Regions from separate parts of the Mus musculus genome. Here region 2 is linked to region 1. Evidence: chromatin loops called from intact Hi-C (ENCODE). Cell type or tissue: gastrocnemius. All regions are shown on one strand. Each heading gives the region's core, and the rest is flanking DNA. Links, peaks and the distances in the headings are about the cores only. Region 1 overlaps Kmt2c (lysine (K)-specific methyltransferase 2C). Region 2 overlaps Kmt2c (lysine (K)-specific methyltransferase 2C).

Evidence for each region. A loop is a pair of places that touch in the nucleus more often than their neighbours do. Peaks named below come from ENCODE experiments on the same cell type or tissue, not always from the same donor. Only the 100,000 strongest peaks of a DNase experiment are listed, where the experiment ranks them.
Region 2: it touches region 1 in a loop (2.4-fold over the local background); 3 of 42 quality-filtered maps call a loop at or near these places.

What each region holds. Positions count from the first base shown.
Region 1 is chr5:25,341,632-25,350,968 of GRCm38, reverse strand. It overlaps Kmt2c (lysine (K)-specific methyltransferase 2C), which reads left to right. Exons shown (of 59, transcript NM_001081383.2): 24 at 1,029-1,157; 25 at 3,489-3,608; 26 at 5,931-6,061. Among named protein-coding and RNA genes, the nearest start is that of Galnt11, 120 kb to the right of the region's middle. In gastrocnemius, for the core only: no CTCF peak of the experiment used is centred there; no DNase peak of the experiment used is centred there.
Region 2 is chr5:25,291,981-25,301,317 of GRCm38, reverse strand. Kmt2c (lysine (K)-specific methyltransferase 2C) reads left to right here. Exons shown (of 59, transcript NM_001081383.2): 43 at 742-2,448; 44 at 5,708-5,920; 45 at 8,070-8,211; 46 at 8,357-8,504. Among named protein-coding and RNA genes, the nearest start is that of Galnt11, 74 kb to the right of the region's middle. In gastrocnemius, for the core only: no CTCF peak of the experiment used is centred there; no DNase peak of the experiment used is centred there; H3K27ac peaks cover 557 bases.

The DNA.
Region 1 (9,337 bases), core at 1,966-5,965:
TTGTGATTGAAATCTCTAAGAGCAGTATGATTGTGTAGCTTATAAGGTAGGTCATTCAGAGCGATTCTTTTCAGTTTGCTGATTTGTCAGCATAAGCCATCCTCTAAACTTTGTAAACTGTTGATTTATAAACATTTTCTTTGATCGGAATAGAATAGGTTTTTCTATCTGAAATTGTGATGTAACAAAGAGTTTTAATAGCAACATTAAATATAACACAATTTATGTTTATTTCCAAGATGACTACATTTGGTGTGTTTATTTTGGAGTGATTATTTTCATTTTACTCAGAAATAAAGCCATAATCATTTTTAATCATGTTTTATCACTTGGGGGTATTTATTAAATGAATATTATATGACAAAATTTGAAGTCTTATCAGTAGACTAACTACATAAATCTTGAATCTTTTTGTTTGTTTGTTTGGTTTGGTTTTTCGAGACAGGTTTTCTCTGTGTAGCCCTGACTGTCCTGGAACTCACTTTTTAGACCAGGCTGGCCTCAAACTCAGAAATACACCTGTTTCTGTCTCCCAAGTGCTGGGATTAAAGGTGTGCTCCACCACTTCCTGGCTAAATCTTGAGTCTTAATTCTTGATGTTAAACACAAAGATTACTAAAAACAAAAACAAACTAAAATAAACAAGAAAGTGATCCTTTTGAGTTCTTTGTTTCCTCCCTCTTACTGGGCTTCTCTGTGTAGCCCTGGCAACCCAGGAACTAGTTGTGTAGACTGTGTTGGTTTTGAACTCAGAGATTTGGCTGCCTGAGCCTGGGTCATTATGCCACACACACTCCCTGGGAACACAACACAGGCAGGATGATTCCCACCCCATCCTTGGGCACCTACTGTCTTCTCTTTACTTCTCAGCCACTCTCAGTGCAGGTTATTAGAATGGCTTGGTGATGTTTTACTTTGCTTGGTTTTTTTTTTTTTTGTTGTTGTTGTTGTTTTGTTTTCTTTTGTAGTTTTTAAGTTTTCTGTATTTGATAGAATATGCAGTTTCTTTGTATATTTACATTTTCTAGAAGGAGAACTTATGGATTGTGATGGAAAATCTGAATCTAGTCCTGAGCGGGAAGCTGGAGATGATGAAACTAAGGGAATAGAAGGAACAGATGCCATAAAAAAGAGGAAAAGAAAACCATACAGACCAGGTAGAGTATACCAACTAGTCTCTCTCTCGGTCTGTCTGTCTCTGTTTCTCCCCCTACCCCTACTGAAATGTGTATTAGTGTTTTGTTTGTGTGTATGTAAATGCATCATGTGAATGCCTACTGTCCACAGAGGCCATAAGAGGGTGTCAGATACCCTGGAAGCCATGTGGGTGCTGCGAACTGTTAGGATCCTTCAGAAGAGCAGCCAGTGTTCTTAGTTGCTAAGCCATCTCTCTAGGCCCCGAGGTAGATAATTCAGTATAACAAAACTTTTGCTAATTTACCAATAATAACATTTGGAACAATAATAATGATGACTTATAATTGGGGCTATGTTTAGCATCTTACATGGGACTGATGGATCCTTTACATTGAAAGTGTAACTACTTGACAATAAATCATTATCCCAAATGTTAACCATTTATTAGTTGGTTTTTATTTATGTTCAGCTTTTAAAGCAATTCATGTATTTTCTTCATCAGTCGCTTTAAAGGTTGAACATAAATAATGTTCTTCATCAATCCTCTTTTAAGCGTTCATTTTGAATAGTTTTATGTTTTTATTTCAGTAATTATATAGGCTTAAATGTGAACAAAACAAGGTTCTTCTGTCTTATTGAATCTCTAGTGCAGTTGATACCATTCTCATTTTTTTAGTTCATTTTTTTATTTATGTGTATGTGTGAGCTTATGTGAGCGAGTGTACCCGAGATTGTAAAACTGGAGTTAGAACTATGAGATGCCATGTACGTGCTGGGAACCACACTCAAGTCCTCTGCAAGAATTATAAGATTTATAACCACTGACCCACCTCTCTGCCCGTAAATCTTTCTTCTCTGGTATATTTCATTGGTAGAAAAAAAAGCATTTTTCATTATTTTAAAAAAAGGTATTGAAGTCTCTCACCAAAAGTTGTAGGCCACATTTATTGATGTCTGTTTTTAGTCATAAAGCATTAGATTAATGCAATCTCTGTCAGAATTTTGCATTTGTGTTCTTCAGGACTCTTAGTGAATAGCTCTGATATTATGTCTTTTTAATTATTATGTTTCCAAGTATATTTGTGCTTTTAGGTGGAGCATATTTCTTTTAGAACATCATCTTTTAGAATGATGTTTTCTGTCTAAGCTGCTTTATCTATCACATGTGGGTGACATCCACATCCCTTTATTTGGGGGCATTATAAAGCAATTTACTGGACAAGAAGATCACAACAAAAGCTTATGAGATTTGGTGCTGTAAAATTTGCTAAGCATTTTACCAATTTCATTTTGCTTATATTTATGATATGGGAAGAGCTACTATGTATTATAGCTATTTGACAGTTAATGGATTACAGTACTGTAAAGTAAAATGACTTACCTGAGTTGAGTTAGTAGAATTCTGTGTTCCTAGCTTCGTGTATCATGTGACTTCTGGCCTTTCTCACATGGGAAGGCTAGGCAGCACCACTGAAATCATATTGATCAATGAGGGTTAGTGTATTTTAGTTCAGTTTTCATTCTCACCGTGCATGCTGGTCTGCTGTGCTGTTCTCAGGAAGTGTAACTTAACAATTATGGAAGGGAAAGAGACGTATCAGCTCCTTAATATTCAAGCTCTATTGTTTTATTTGGTTTTTAATTTGATCTTGTCTAGAACAGGAAATCTAAGTAGTTCTTTCCATATACTGGCAAGTTGTATTTCATGTTTGATATAATAACACTGGTTTTGACATTTATTTTTACTTCCAGCCTTCTCTACTTTGCACAAAAATGAGATGCAAGGATATAGGGATTGCTCAGCAGGTAAAGTGCTTGCTATGGAAGCATAAGACTGAGCAAAGTTTAAGTACTCGGCACCCATATAAAAACTAGTCGGGTCACCATGTACTATAATCCATTTATTAAGGAGTCAGAGACAAGGGTTACTAACATAACTCATATAAATTTACATAAGCACACAAATACACATACATAAAAATGATCTGGAAATTTTTAAAGGAACTTAATTATTCATGATATCATTTTGAATCCTGTGACATACTCTGCTGCAGTGTATAAGGTAGAGAGAGATCAAGGATAAGATCCAGGGCCAGTTTCTGGCCTCCACACACATACATGCACACCCATCCACACACACACACACACACACACACACCCATACACACCCATGCCTCTACACATAGACTCAGACCTGCATACATATACTCATACACATGAAAAGAGATTATTAATTTATATTAAACATACAATTGAATTTTGAAAAAACTTCACCATTAAAGACAAAGTCATTCTTTGTACTAGAGAATTCTAGAATTATTTATCACTTGTGCACTTTCTGTTTTATATAGGTATTGGTGGATTTATGGTACGACAAAGAAGTCGAACAGGACAAGGAAAAGCCAAAAGATCTGTGGTTAGAAAAGATTCTTCCGGCTCTATTTCTGAGCAGTTACCTAGCAGAGATGATGGTATGTGCCAATTTTCTTTGGTTTAACTCCTTGGGATTGATACTCCGTTGGAATGAGTGGTCGCTACCATAATAATGCTACATGCAGCATTATGGTTTCAATCTAATAAAATATAGTCTTTTGAGTTTTTTGTTTTTGTTTTGGGTTTGTTGGGAGGAGAGAGAGTGAAGGAGGGAGGGAGGGAGGAAAAGATAGAGTCTGGTCTTTTAGTTCAGCCTCGTGGCGATTTCCCTACATGGGCCACGGCTACCTCAAACTAATATACTGCCTCAGCCTTGCCAGTGCCACACTTAACACACACATGCCATTTCCCCACATTCCCTTTATTGCTTTGGTGCTAAGCTCACATTCTATGATGGTCTACGCTCCTCACCTTTGCTTTGACATTTTAAGGCCTTACCACTCACTCTGTTAGATGCTTCCTGTGCTATATTAGAAGAGTAGAAGAATTAACTCACTCAGTTGTATCAGATACTCTCTGCCTACTTTAGCAAAGGCCTCTCTTTACCTGCCTTATTGACCTAATATACGATCAAACTTACAGGCTATTTAATTGCCCAACAAATCTATTTTATTATATTTTATAAATACATTGGTACATTTTGTTAACCTTGCTTAAGAAAGCTAAGTCTTTGTTTAAGATAGCCCTTTGTATAAGTTTGAGTGCTCTGGCCAGGCAGCGGTGGTACATGCCTTTAATTCTGGCTCTCAGGAGGCAAAAGCAGGCAGATCTGAGTTCAAGGCCAGCCTGGTGTATGGAGGGAGTTTCATGTCAGTCACTGCTACGTAAATGTATTAGAAGCCTGTCTTGAAAAACCAAAACCAAAAAGTCCTCCAGCATGCATAACACAGCATGCCTTAAAACATCCTTCATATGCAAGTTAGTACTTTTTTGAAACCTTAATGACTTTTTTTTAATTTAGGAAGACTTATTTTTGATATAACCTAATATGGGTTTAAGAATACTTAAAGAATTTCTCTGTTTTCAAGTATTTAGAAAAAATTTTAGACTTGGTTTTTAGTTCAGTATTTTCATTTATGCCTAGTAAAACTAAAGCAAATTCATTCATTGAATTTTTAAATTTCAAATATTGTTTCTTACTCTTCTGTTAACTTTTTGATGTTTATTTTATATTCATATTAGACTATCTGCTTTCAGCTATTGTTTATTTCTTCATGTAATTGATTTGGAATATAAATTGTTTGAAGATTTTGCCAATCTCTGCGTCTGCTTTATTATTTAATCGTCTACTAGGTGGAGGGCATACATTATTTGCTTATTTAATTATTTCTCCTCTAGAAAGTCCTTTTGTGGGGAGGGGCTCATTTTCTGTTTAGATCTTTTTTCTCCCCCTTTAATGAAGTGAAGATTCATTTTGGTTCATGCTTTCACAGGGGTTAGTCAATGATGTTTGGTGTACATAGGGTAGTTTAGAAATTTTAAGAACTTAATTGAAGATGTTTTCTTTCAGAAATTTTCAGCTCTTACTTTCAAGCTGAGGTCCTACTTTCCTAGAGCTACTTTAGCTAAAATCCTAGATCTTCAAGCAGTTTCATCTTCCTGTGTTACACAGACTCAGGGGTGTTTTTTGTTTTGTTTTATTGCAACAAACTCTCAGCCATTGTTTCTTTTTCTTTTGAGTTCTCAGGAGAAGTGTTTGATGTTTGGTAGAAAAGCTAAAAAACAAATTCCATGATGTGATAACTACTTGCTGTTTATCCTGCGGGGTGATCTATTGAGTTGGTGTGGCTGTACTTCTTTAACAAACTGGCTTTAGCTGTTAAAAGAAAATGTGCTATCCATATCCACTGAATTTTCTTTAGGAGCTTGTGAGTAGCCATCTCCTCATAGTTCTGAATATCTGGTGTTTTCATCCTATGAAATTTGTAAATATACTGTTTATCAAGTCATGTTTTTACTTTGCATGCAAATGCTAGCTATTTTGAAACAATTGGAGCCAAGCCTCCAATTTTTAATCCCACCACTTGGAAGACAGAAGTAAGTAGATCTCTGAATTCAAGGCCAGCCAGGTCTATGAATGAGTTCCAGGTCAGCCTGGGCTACCTAATGAGACTTTTCACCACCCCAGACCCTAAGTCCCCCCAAAACAATTGTAGGAATTGTAGGAATTTTACTAATACTAGAGAGGTAAGAAATAGAATTTTAAAGATGTTCAAAACTTAGAAATGTGCTTTAAGATCTTTGTACAATGTAAGAGCTTATTTGTTTATACATAACTATGCATGCTGGTAAGCTATGAAATTACTGTATTTTTCTAGAAAGCAAGTACCACATATTTATAAACATGGCTCTTATTTCAGGCTGGAGGGAGCAGTTACCAGATACCCTAGTTGATGAGCCTGTTTCTGTTGCTGAGAACACTGACAAAATAAAGAAGAGATACCGAAAAAGGAAAAATAAGCTTGAAGAAACCTTTCCTGCTTATTTACAAGTAATATTTTGCTTTATATTTATTATGTGGTTTGCAAACTTAGGAAATGTATTGAGGTTTTTTTAACTGCTTGTTTTTGTTAACATCCTACTCATTCTGTATAATTGTTCACTGATTCCTATAAATGACATTTACCAGGCTCCATCTAAGAATGAATATCTGTTTTGTTCTTGGTGTGCTTTGATATTTCTTTCTCGTGAAGGCATGTGTATATATTCATATGTATATGTGTATATATGTATATGCATATGTGCAGTCCTAGGGATCAGTGCCAGAACCATGTAGCCACAGGCAGTTATAGTTCACTGAGCTATGTTCCAGCTTTAGAAAATATGTTATCTCTCTCTCTCTTTATAAATATTATGCTTTCTTACTTTTTTGAACATGGATTCTAAGGGATGAACTTAGATCTTCATGTTCATACTGCTAAGTGTGCTGTTGGCCATAACAATGATACTTTCAGGATGGGAAATACTACTTAAAATCATCCATATATGTGCACATGCGCAAGCCAGCTCCTATTGATATTTCCATTTATCAATAGAATTTATTGCATTTAATTTTATTGAAAAAGTTCTCAGTAGCCCAAAATCATCACTTCAATAATTGCTTACCACAATTAGTGAGAGAACTAAGTCAAATAAACCAAAGAATCTTCAGATCTTATATAAATCTTTTGCCTTATAAAATACTTTTTTTTTTTCCAAGACAGGGTTTCTCTGTAGCCCTGGCTGTCCTGGAACTCACTCTGTAGTCCAGGCTGGCCTCGAACTCAGAAATCCACCTGCCTCTGCCTCCCAAGCGCTGGGATTAAAGGTGTGGGCCACCATGACCGGCATAAAATACATTTTTAATTACCACATAACTTGCTTAGTTTTCTTCTTTAGTAATTAGGTTACTGACATTCATTTTTTGTATGTATGTAGAAGTGTAGATGTGAACACACATTTACTGTAAGTAGAGGTCAAAGATCAACCTCAAGGTTGGTCCAAACCTGTCCTCCTTTAATTTTTTTTTCATTGTGATTTGGGGTTCAGTGATTGTGCTGGGATAGTTGGCCAGTAGGGCCATGGCGTAATCTCAGCACTAGATTTACAAGCATTGGCCACCAGAATTGTTAACATGGATCCCAAGGGTTGAACTTAGATCTTCATGTTTGACAGCAAGCACTTTAGCTACTGAACTGTCTCCTCAGTCCCTAGACTACTAACTAGTATCTTACTGGCTGAATGCTAGTTAGAGAGCTTAGCCTTTAGGTCTGTGTTAGAGATAAGTAAGCAAGGAAGCTTGTGCATATGTGTTTAGAAATTAACATCTGATCTCTTCCTTTAATAAATACTTTCCGGTCTTTTATTTATTATTATTTCTGTGTATGTGGGTGTCTACTAAGGTATAAACATTGATGTCAGACAACAGCTTTTGGGAGTTAGTTCTCTTCTTCCACTGTGGAATCTGGTTTTCATGGTTATACAGCAAATGCTTTACCTGCTGTGCCATCTCACAACATACCATCTCTTTCTTTGCCATAGAGTCTCATCATTCACCATAGAGGTCACTCATTCTTTTGGCCTCTCTGGCTTGCCATGAGCCTCAGGAATCTACCTATCTCTGCTCACTCTCCTATATCCACTCAGCCCTGAGTTATATACCCTGTTGCTTTAACTTTGGTACCTAGAAAACCTAGATTCTCATGCAGTAACAAGCATTTTACTCAGAATCATCTCCTCAGGAAAGAAAAAATACTCCTCTTTGGGGGGATTGTCTTTATGCCCTTCTTTGCTCTTTGCCTGCCTTCTCCTCTCCTTTTCCTCTGATCTTTCTCTTTCTCCAGGGCCTCACTATGAATCCCTGGCTTACCCAGAGCTTTCTATTTAGGCTAGGCTGGCCATTGAGTTCACAGAGATCTGTCTGCCTCTGTCCTCTGAGTGATGAGAATAAAAGATATGCACCAGTATACCTGGCTCTGGACTTTTTTTTTTTTTTAAATCAGTTGGCCCTTTAAATAATATATATATTTCTCTAATCTGTTTTTCAAAATGGATGAAGTAATCCTCTATTACAAGAAAACCTCTCATTCATTCGTACAGGTAGAGTCTCTTGTTACCTTGCTAGTCTTCGAACCCTGGGTTTTATGCATCTTGGCATGCACTCTACTAACTGAAGTACATCCCTAACCACTAAGCCTGCATTTTAAAATGTCCTAACAATTTGACAACAATAATAACAAAAAGAGCTTAATTGTGTGTTTTTAACACGATAAAGTAAAATGCTAATTTTTTTTTTTTTATTTCATGTCGATGGGTGTTTTGCCTCTGTGTCTGTGTACCACAGAGAGGAAGAGGGCATTTGATTTCCCGGAACTAGAGTTCCATACAGTTGTGAGCCGCCATATTGATGTTGGGACTTTTTGGAAGAGCAGAAAGTTCTCTTAGCCACTGATCCATCTCTCCATTTCCAGCTCTGTGTTAGCTTTCAAATATAGACAGGTGACATATCAATGAACTAGGTTCCTTAATTTTTAATAACCATAATAGAAGGCACACTTGACATTCTTTTGGATTTACTGAGAAGATGGTCTGTTCCTTCAATAGATCTTTTTGTTACATGAAATCCATATTTAGGAAGCTCCTTTAGCTGACCATCAGAATTTGGAAGCGAGTTGTTTGCAAAAGAGCATGTAAATAACTTGGTCATTCTTTCCTTCTTTGCATTTTTGTTTATATGTTTCTTTGTTTTTCATTTTGTGTGTGTGTGCTGTTTGTTTAATTAATTCTTGCATTTTATTTTTAAAGATAGTTTTAATGTAGCCTGGATGGGCCTCAAATTGACTGATATATAGCCAAGGATGATCCTTATCTTCTTATCTCTATCTCTGTAGTGTTAGAATTACAGTCAAGAGCTAATATGTCTGGTTTTAAAGGAACTTCTAAGAAAAATTGAACCTTAATCTGGTGAGATGGCTTAGCAGGTAAATGCTCTTCTTGTTTTTAGTTTTGATGACTTGACTTTGGTTCCTGGAACCACAGTGGGGAAGGAGGAAACCGACTTCTACAAGTTGTCTCTTAGATCTACATATGCACCACATGTATTTATAATCATGTGTCTGTAAGGGCCCCTAGCCTACTGTACTCTTATGGTCATAGTTCATTCTTGAAGTCACTAATAATGTCTAGATGAAAACCATATCAAGCTTCTCTTTAATATAAATTCTAAAGCTTAAAAACTTACCAAATTCATCTGAATATTATAGATACTCAGATGAGTATCTACCACAAA
Region 2 (9,337 bases), core at 2,189-6,188, 50 kb after region 1:
TTGATTCTAAAGAGTAGACATGGGGAACTTTTTTATACTGGAACATTTTCTTGATTATATGACTAATTTATCTGTGTGCTAATAATTCATAGAATTGTACACCAGAACTTAAACTTTCCCTTTGTTTTAAGTTGTAAGTTATAAAGAACTCCGAATAGTAATGCTACAAGTAGACAAGAGGTTCAGAGCTTAGGCATTTTCAGAAATTATAATTTGAATGTGTCCCCAATCAAATTTAGGGTTTTGTAAGTTTTGTCAATCTTTTTAGTCTAAGAGAGGGAATGTCATGTGTGCTAAAAATTCTTTTAAAATGTGTCATTTTGTGTATATAAGAAATGGCATCTTACTAAATGGTTATAGTCTTAGTTACAGATATCAGTTATTCCAACTTTGTGAATTCGTGTCACTTCCTTGGCATCACACATAACTGTCTTTTTTTTTTTATTTTACTGCTAGATGTGTTATAGTTTAAATAGCATGTGACTTTCATGCTTGAACTTTTGTGGATATTTAATATGCAAAGAACTTTTACAAGAAAAAAATTAACATTTTTGTTTGTGTGCACATGCTCAGATGTTCCACAGTACACATGTGGTCGCAAGTTTTAGGAGTTAGCTGTCTGCCTCTGCTATGTGGGCCCCAGGGATCCAATTCAGCTCATAGGCCAAAAATTACCTGCCAGTGTTTTGGTGTGGTGCCTACCTTGTATATGTGTGAGTAATTATTACTTCATTGTTTCAGATTCGGAAACAACAGAAAGAGCATGCTGAGCTGATTGAAGATTATCGGATCAAACAGCAGCAGCAGCAGCAACAGTGTGCCCTAGCCCCTCCCATCCTCATGCCAGGGGTTCAGCCCCAGCCACCTCTAGTTCCAGGTGCCACTTCACTTACCATGAGCCAACCCAACTTTCCCATGGTGCCACAGCAGCTTCAGCACCAGCAGCACACAGCAGTCATCTCAGGGCATACCAGCCCTGCGAGAATGCCCAGTTTACCTGGATGGCAATCTAACAGTGCTTCTGCTCACCTCCCCCTTAATCCTCCTAGAATTCAGCCCCCAATTGCCCAACTATCTTTAAAAACTTGTACACCAGCCCCAGGGACAGTGTCAAGTGCAAATCCACAGAATGGACCACCACCTCGAGTGGAATTTGATGACAACAATCCTTTCAGTGAAAGTTTTCAAGAGCGAGAGAGGAAGGAACGCTTACGAGAACAGCAGGAAAGACAGCGAGTTCAACTGATGCAAGAAGTAGACAGACAGAGAGCTCTGCAGCAGCGGATGGAGATGGAGCAGCATTGTCTGATGGGTGCTGAGCTAGCCAACAGGACACCTGTTTCCCAGATGCCATTCTATGGTTCTGACAGACCTTGTGACTTTTTGCAACCTCCACGACCCCTTCAGCAGTCTCCACAACACCAGCAACAAATAGGGCCAGTTTTACAGCAGCAGAATGTCCAACAAGGGTCTGTTAACTCACCCCCAAACCAAACTTTCATGCAAACCAATGAGCAAAGGCAGGTAGGGCCTCCCTCCTTTGTTCCAGATTCACCATCTGCTTCTGGTGGGAGCCCAAACTTTCATTCTGTTAAGCCGGGACATGGAAATCTTCCTGGGTCCAGCTTTCAGCAGTCTCCACTGAGGCCTCCATTCACACCAATTTTACCAGGAACGTCTCCAGTAGCTAATAGCAATGTCCCTTGTGGCCAAGACCCTGCTGTAACACAGGGACAGAATTATTCAGGATCCAGCCAGTCTCTCATTCAGTTATATTCTGACATAATTCCAGAAGAAAAGGGGAAAAAGAAAAGAACAAGAAAAAAGAAAAAAGATGATGATGCAGAATCCGGCAAAGCACCGTCAACTCCCCACTCTGACTGCGCTGCTCCACTAACCCCAGGCCTCTCAGAAACTACCTCCACTCCTGCGGTGAGCTCACCCAGTGAGCTCCCTCAGCAAAGACAACAGGAGCCGGTGGAGCCAGTGCCTGTACCCACTCCAAATGTGTCAGCAGGCCAGCCTTGCATAGAGTCAGAAAACAAACTTCCCAACAGTGAATTCATAAAAGAAACTTCAAATCAACAAACACATGTGAATGCAGAGGCAGACAAGCCTTCCGTGGAAACCCCTAACAAAACTGAAGAAATAAAGTTGGAAAAGGCTGAGACACAGCCAAGTCAGGAGGATACCAAAGTGGAAGAGAAAACTGGTAATAAGATCAAAGACATTGTAGCTGGTCCTGTCTCCTCAATACAGTGTCCTTCCCATCCTGTCGGAACCCCTACTACCAAAGGAGATACAGGAAATGAGCTATTGAAGCACTTGTTAAAAAATAAGAAGGCCTCTTCCCTTCTAACTCAGAAACCTGAGGGCACTTTATCTTCAGATGAAAGTTCTACAAAGGATGGTAAACTGATTGAGAAGCAGAGTCCAGCAGAAGGATTGGTAAGTGTCAGTTGTGAAAACAGCTGTATCTGTTTTTAAGCTATCGCAGTAGATTAGTATCAACAAATTTCTAATTTTAAACTTTCTTGTGCAAAGAATCATGGTTTTTTGTTTTGTTTTGTTTTTATTTCTGTAGAACCCTGTTTTTACTTATATTTACAAAATATATGAGTGACTCATTTGCTTGTTATATAAAGTAAACATGAATCATTATGTGTGCCTTTCAGCTGGTTATCATAACCAAGTTGGACTAACTATAGCAAAGGAAGTATGTGTGAATCTTTATTATAAATAAGTGCATAATTTCTATTAGCCTCTCTAAAATTTAGAAGACAGCTCCTGTACTTGTCTTACTTTCCTTGAGTACTCTCAGGGATGTCTCTTATTGGGAACTTACTGTGTCAGAAAAATAACATGATTTTAGATGTGGATACTATTTCCATCTTTGTAGTTTTCTATGTATCGATATTCTACCCATTTTAAGTGTTAACATTGGATTTTCTTTCCATTTGTATTTATAGACAGTTTTAAATACACACTTTGAATACAGAGTGACCCCCATTTCAGTGAACCTAATTAAGATGTTTCACAACCAGGAGTTTCTCTGCCTTTTGAATAGGTCTGCTTGTTGCTTTGCTCCTTGTCTTTCATAAGTATCAGTGGTTATTAGTGCATTCACACAGCTTCCCTGGGGTGCTGCTCAGTTTGGTTTTATAATTTTTACATTGTAATTGAAGTACAGTAGAGTTTTACTTGTCTAAGTTTGCAATTTTAAGAATAATGAGACTTGTTGTTTTGCAAGTGTTGGCTCTCCTCTCTTCTGTTGTCTCCTGTCGTTCAGTAGAGATTGAGCATTCTCGCAGTTGTTACTTTTGTCTAATTGGCAGTTATGGTCTCTTCTTCCTCTTTAATCTTTGAGAGTCTCGTGCATGCAAACAGTGCATCTTGTGGTTGTGTTTTTCTAGTTGTTACAATATGCTCTCCAGGTCCAGTCCTTGGCTGATGACTCCAGGGTGTTTTGTGTCTGGGAATACTGAATGCCCTCAGCCCTGTGCCCACAGTGCCCTCTGTGCCCCATGTGCTGCAACTCTTTCTTTTCTCCTATCCTTTTCTAATGTCTTTTTCTTTGTGAAACTTAGTTCTGAAATCTTGTAATGAGCTTCCTGAACTTGACCAACCACAGATGTGTGGATGCCCATGCGTTCACCTCTTAGTTGCGGGGGCTTGACTCACATAAGAACTACCATCAGCATGTCCATACTACAATTTGTGTTATTCAAGACTATTTAATGGCACAGGGAAGCAGGCACGTGTCAAGTATAGAAAGCAGAAGCTAAGAGATTAGAATGAGCATGAGGTGTATGCTCTTGATCCTTGTGATTAAAACAACAAACCATTTGAAGCTGTGCATGGTGGTACCTGCCTGTAATCTCAGCACTCAGGAACTTGAGGCAGGAAGATTGCTGCAGGGTCAAGGGCAGTCTGAGCTACAAAGTGAAACTTTTACACAAACTAGTAAACAAAAAATTCAAAATCTTTTGTGATCTTTTATACTCGTCTTTTGAAACATAGCTGGATTTACTTTGTAGAATAATTATAAAAGTTAGAGATACTATCTGTAAAGCGTCTAAAGTGGCTGAGTTATGCAAACTTAACATGCTTGCCTGCTCAGTCTTTCATAAGCCAATTACAAAAGTTGCATGTCTTTAAGGACATCAGCATCCATGGTCCCCGGGTGGTTTGAGAGCATACCAGATTTGTTTGTGCTGCTGTGTTCCTAAATCAGAACGCACTGTTCAGCGAGATTGCCCTGGTGACTCAGTGCTGTAGGCCTGCTGATAGTCATCTGGTGAGCCTGTTAAGACAGACATTGCTGGTTCATTGTGTAGGCTGGACCAGGGAATCTGCATTTCTAATCAGTCCCAGGAGCTGCTGTGTTGCTCTGATACTGCTCTTGGAGAATCAGGGTTCTACCCAGGCAGAGGCAATATAAGCCTACTTCAACTTCCTCCCTTTGTATGAGCTAAGAAGAAAAAGTAGTAGTAATTATTAATAAATGAAGTTATATGAAATTTAAATTTGTTCATGAATTTTAAAAGTTGTATTGGACCATGGCCAACTCATTTATAAAAATTATACAGCTGTTTTTGCAGTACTGTATCAGAACCCATAGTTCACACAGACCACATGGTTCATAGGCTAAAATTATTACCCTGTTTTCCTTTATAATTTGCCACCCATGTGATGTTTTTATAACAATCAGAAAATCTAATTTTCAAAACACTTAAAAGTTAAATGGTTTCACTAAGTTTTTCAATTATACTTGTTCTTAGCAAACCATTAATAATAGTTTTAGAAATAAGAAAGCGTGAAAAATATTCCTGTGTTTTGATATTGGTACTTCTGGACTTAGATAAAACCTTTTTCAAGGCCTGTATTACTCTTACATCTTTGTGACCATGAAAGCAAAAGGAAAGGAAGGGACCTAGAGCAGAGATGGCTTAATGGTTAAGAGAATTAATGATTCTTGCAGAGGGCCTCTCATAGTGGCTTATAACCATTTGTAGCTCCAGTTTGAGAGGATTCAGTGCTCTTTTCTGATTTTCACAGGCACCAGGCATGCATATGGTGTCTATACATTGTATTCACATAGACAAGATATTCAAACACATTAAATAAATAAATCATTTTTAAAAGCAAAGGAAAAATTAATTTGCTATTATCTGTGTACGTAGCCATTACGTTTTTCATTCAAGCATAGATTTTGACACTAGTTTGAGGGGCCAGTATGACGTCTTCGAGCTTTCTAGCTGCTCTTTTCTTACCTCTGGTGCATGAGCTTAAGATGTTCCTGGAACCTGTGAATTAGCTTCACATCTCAGATTGCAACAGGTCTTAGTTCCTATGGGGGGAGGGGAAATAAATTGCCAAAAACACAGCTCAGAAGCTGCTCGTTCATCTGGCATGGTGCTTCCCTGGTCTCAGCTTAGATAGTGAGGAGCTATACTTCATTCTTGTTTCTAGTTCTGCAATCTCCTGGTTGCTGAGACTGGCGCTATTTTTCATATTTTAATATACCTTAATGCAGAGGGAAGAGGGAACAGTTATTTTCAGAAAACAACTTCATTCTGTAACTTCCCCCCTTTAAATTGGGATGCCATGTTAGAAATATGAGTCACAAGTTGGAGCTGGTCTAGCATGAACTAAGAATCAAACATGTGGGAAGTTACTTACTTCTTAACCTTTCCAATTACATTAGCAAACTTTGGGGGCTCAAATGCAAGGTGGTTTTGGAGGTGGCAACAGCCAGTTGCCAAAAACAGATGGAGCAAGTGAAAACAAGAAACAGCGAAGCAAACGGACTCAAAGGACGGGGGAAAAAGCAGCACCTCGCTCAAAGAAAAGGAAGAAGGATGAAGAGGAAAAGCAGGCTATGTACTCCAGCTCTGACTCCTTCACCCACTTGAAACAGGTGAGCTGTCAGAACAGCCCTTGCCACTTCCAGGAGGGGAGAGAGCAAGTGTTGCCTTTTCAATCCTAGGAAATGGAGATTTTCACCTTATTACAATTAGTTTCTAATTAAAATAGGGAGAAAGGACAAGGAACCTAATAGACTCTGTTTGCTAGCAAACCCACACTTTATCCTATTGGCATTGGAGATTTACATTCTAGTAGGTGGATTGGTAGGTGATGGTCAGTCAAGATTTACATATGTTCAGATGGAGCAGCCTCAACACCAGGAACCTTTGTATCCCCCTTTTCTTGTGACTCTGAACCCAAAGAAATGCAGCCATGGACTCTCATTTTAAACTCTCATAGCTCATTGCAAGCAAAAATGGAGAGGGACACACCTCCCCATCTCTGTTCCCATTGGTGGTGCTTGGCCTCCATTCTTACCCTGGTTCTTACTGAGCAAAAATAAAGAGCATGTTTTTCTTATGAGGCACATGATGGCATCTCTTTAACAGAGGGAATAAAACTTATTTGATGTATATCCCAGAGATTTCTGTAGTTTCCAGCATTTTGAATCTTGAGATTTTTAAGTCTTATTTTTCACAATCCTTATTTGACTTCAGGTCTTAGAAAGCCCAGAAACACTTCCATGTTTGTTAATCATGTACATTACTTTTAAATGTGTTTTTTAATAGCAGCTCTCTCTGCTCCCTCTAATGGAACCGATCATTGGAGTGAACTTTGCGCACTTTCTTCCTTATGGCAGTGGCCAATTTAATAGTGGGACTCGACTTCTAGGAACTTTTGGCAGTGCCGCCCTTGAAGGGGTCTCAGACTACTATTCTCAGTTGATCTACAAGGTATGTCTCTTTGCCAGGGTGCTGCCTTGCCTCAGATTGGAGAGCATCCCACAACTGGGGAGTATGGCTTAGCTTTGCATCTAGTTTACATAAAGTCTCCAAGATACACTGAAACTTAGATTCAGCTAAAAGATTAAAAATATATCTGGTCAAGTATTTCTAACATGTATGCTTCAAATTTTCAAGAGATGAGAATGCAAATGGTAGAAAATATCCATTATATCCTTTCTATAGTAAAGGAAACACACTTTTCCTTGTAACCTTTGTTAACTCTTAAAATGAATTGAATTGACGGTACATAGTGGGACTAAAATGTATGGTTAGCTTTTACCTTGGAAAATGAATTTTAAAAACTTTAATATATTTCATTAAATAATTTAGGTGCTAATTGAAATTATGCACTAATTCTTAGGTTACCAAAATAGCATAAGTTAGTCAAGGTAATACTACGTTTTAAATATTTTTATGATAACATAAGATTACTTCACTTTGCATCTGTCCTATACAAAACAATTATTTTGAGAAATATGTGAGTGTCTGTTTTCCTGGTGGCTTTTGTTTTGTTCTTAAGATAATTGTCTCCAAGTTCCCTTTGCTGTACTTACGGCCCTGTTCTTCAGCTAGCCTTCCTCAGTTCAGGCTGCTTGTCAGTGTTACTCTTGTAACCTCCCCTTGCACTACAGTATTCTGTGTAGTTACTACAGGTGATTCCAGCAGTCCTTGGGGAGACCAAGCCATAAATGACAAACAGTGGCATATGTAAGGCTGAGAGAGAGAGAACTGAAAGTGAACTGTATTTGTTAGTATATTTGATAACTTTAGTCTTATTTTTTTTCTTTTTGCTTCTTTTAGAGATCTTGGACAGTCCAGGTTCTCATATCTGAGATGTAAATTAGGTTAAAGACAAATGCTGTATTTTCATATTTTAATAAAAATAGAAAAAAGGAACGTTTAACTACTTTTTGCAACTTAGTCAATTTTAAAACTGCTTTTTATTGGTTATTTTAATGATGAAACTTGAGAACAATTATACAAAATTAAGTATAACAAAAATTAGGTTCTTCATTTCAAAGCTGAATGCTCAAGCTGGGCCAAGTAGGCAAATGGGTAACAGCATTGTATTTGATAACCTCGTGGCCCTGTGTATATATATTTTTGTTCTTGTGCATTTGGAACTGGAGATGCCTCTAGATTATGTTTCCTGTAGCCTTGCTTCCTTGTGCTAAAAATTCTCAGAATTAGGTTTTAGCAAGGTCAATGCATATTTGCTCAGTAGCATATAATTTAAAATTTTTTGGTCTCCTGCAGCAGAATAATTTAAGTAATCCTCCAACACCCCCTGCCTCTCTTCCTCCTACACCACCTCCTATGGCTTGCCAGAAGATGGCAAATGGTTTTGCAACGACTGAAGAACTTGCTGGAAAAGCTGGCGTGTTGGTGAGCCATGAAGGTATGACAATAGCATCCAAATCTTACAGCTCTGAAGTATCTACCTTTGAAAGCTATGTGTATACTGAAGTGTCTGCAGAACTGAACTGTTCCCTCTGTATCTACTCTGTTCTACATACTTTGATTCTATTTGTTTGCTCTTGCAGTTGCCAGAGCTTTAGGACCGAAGCCATTTCAGCTGCCTTTCAGACCTCAGGATGACTTGCTGGCTCGAGCTATTGCTCAAGGCCCGAAGACTGTGGATGTTCCTGCCTCACTTCCAACACCGCCTCATAATAATCATGAAGAATTAAGGTAGAAACCACTTTTTAAATGTGCGCATGCATGCCTGCGTGCGCATACATGTGTGTTGCCTGCATATGTATCTGAGCACCACATACCTGGTGTCCACAGAAGCCTATACTATAGAACATTGGATTTCTGCAATTGATGTTCCACCCTGTGCACTGGGAATTGAACCTCGGTCCTCTGCAAGAGCAGCCCATGCTTTCAACCACTGAACCATTTCTCCCAGCATCAGAAGCTACTTTTTACAAATTGGTTGCTTGGTTTGGTTTGGTTTGGATTTTTTTTTCATTTTATTTTTTTATTAGATATTTTCTTTATTTACATTTCAAATGTTATCCCCTTTCCTAGTTTCCCCTCCGAAAATCTCCTATCCCCTCCCGCTGCTCCCCAACCCACCCACTCCCGTTTCCTGGCCCTGGCAGTCCCCTATACTGGGACATAGAACCTTCACAGGAGCAAGGGCCTCTCCTCCCATTGATGACCGACTTAGGCCATCCTCTGCTACATATGCAGCTAGAGCCACAAATCCTACCATGTGTTTTCTTTGGTTGGTGATTTAGTACCAGGGAGCTCTAGAGGTTGATTCTTTTAAAAATGTGCTTAGAATTTGACAATAGTATTTAAAGGCATTTAAGGTATAAAGTGCTCTTGAATATTAACTGTCCAATGCATTGTTACTATTGAAGTGAAATTAGTTTGTGAATTTTTAAAGCCTTATATAATTTAAGCAGTATATATATCATAATAATCAAATAGACATTAATGGTTATGGGAAAATGTCTACATAAAATATTTCAGAGGTTTTATTTTCTAAACTCTTTGTGTGATTTCTTGGATTT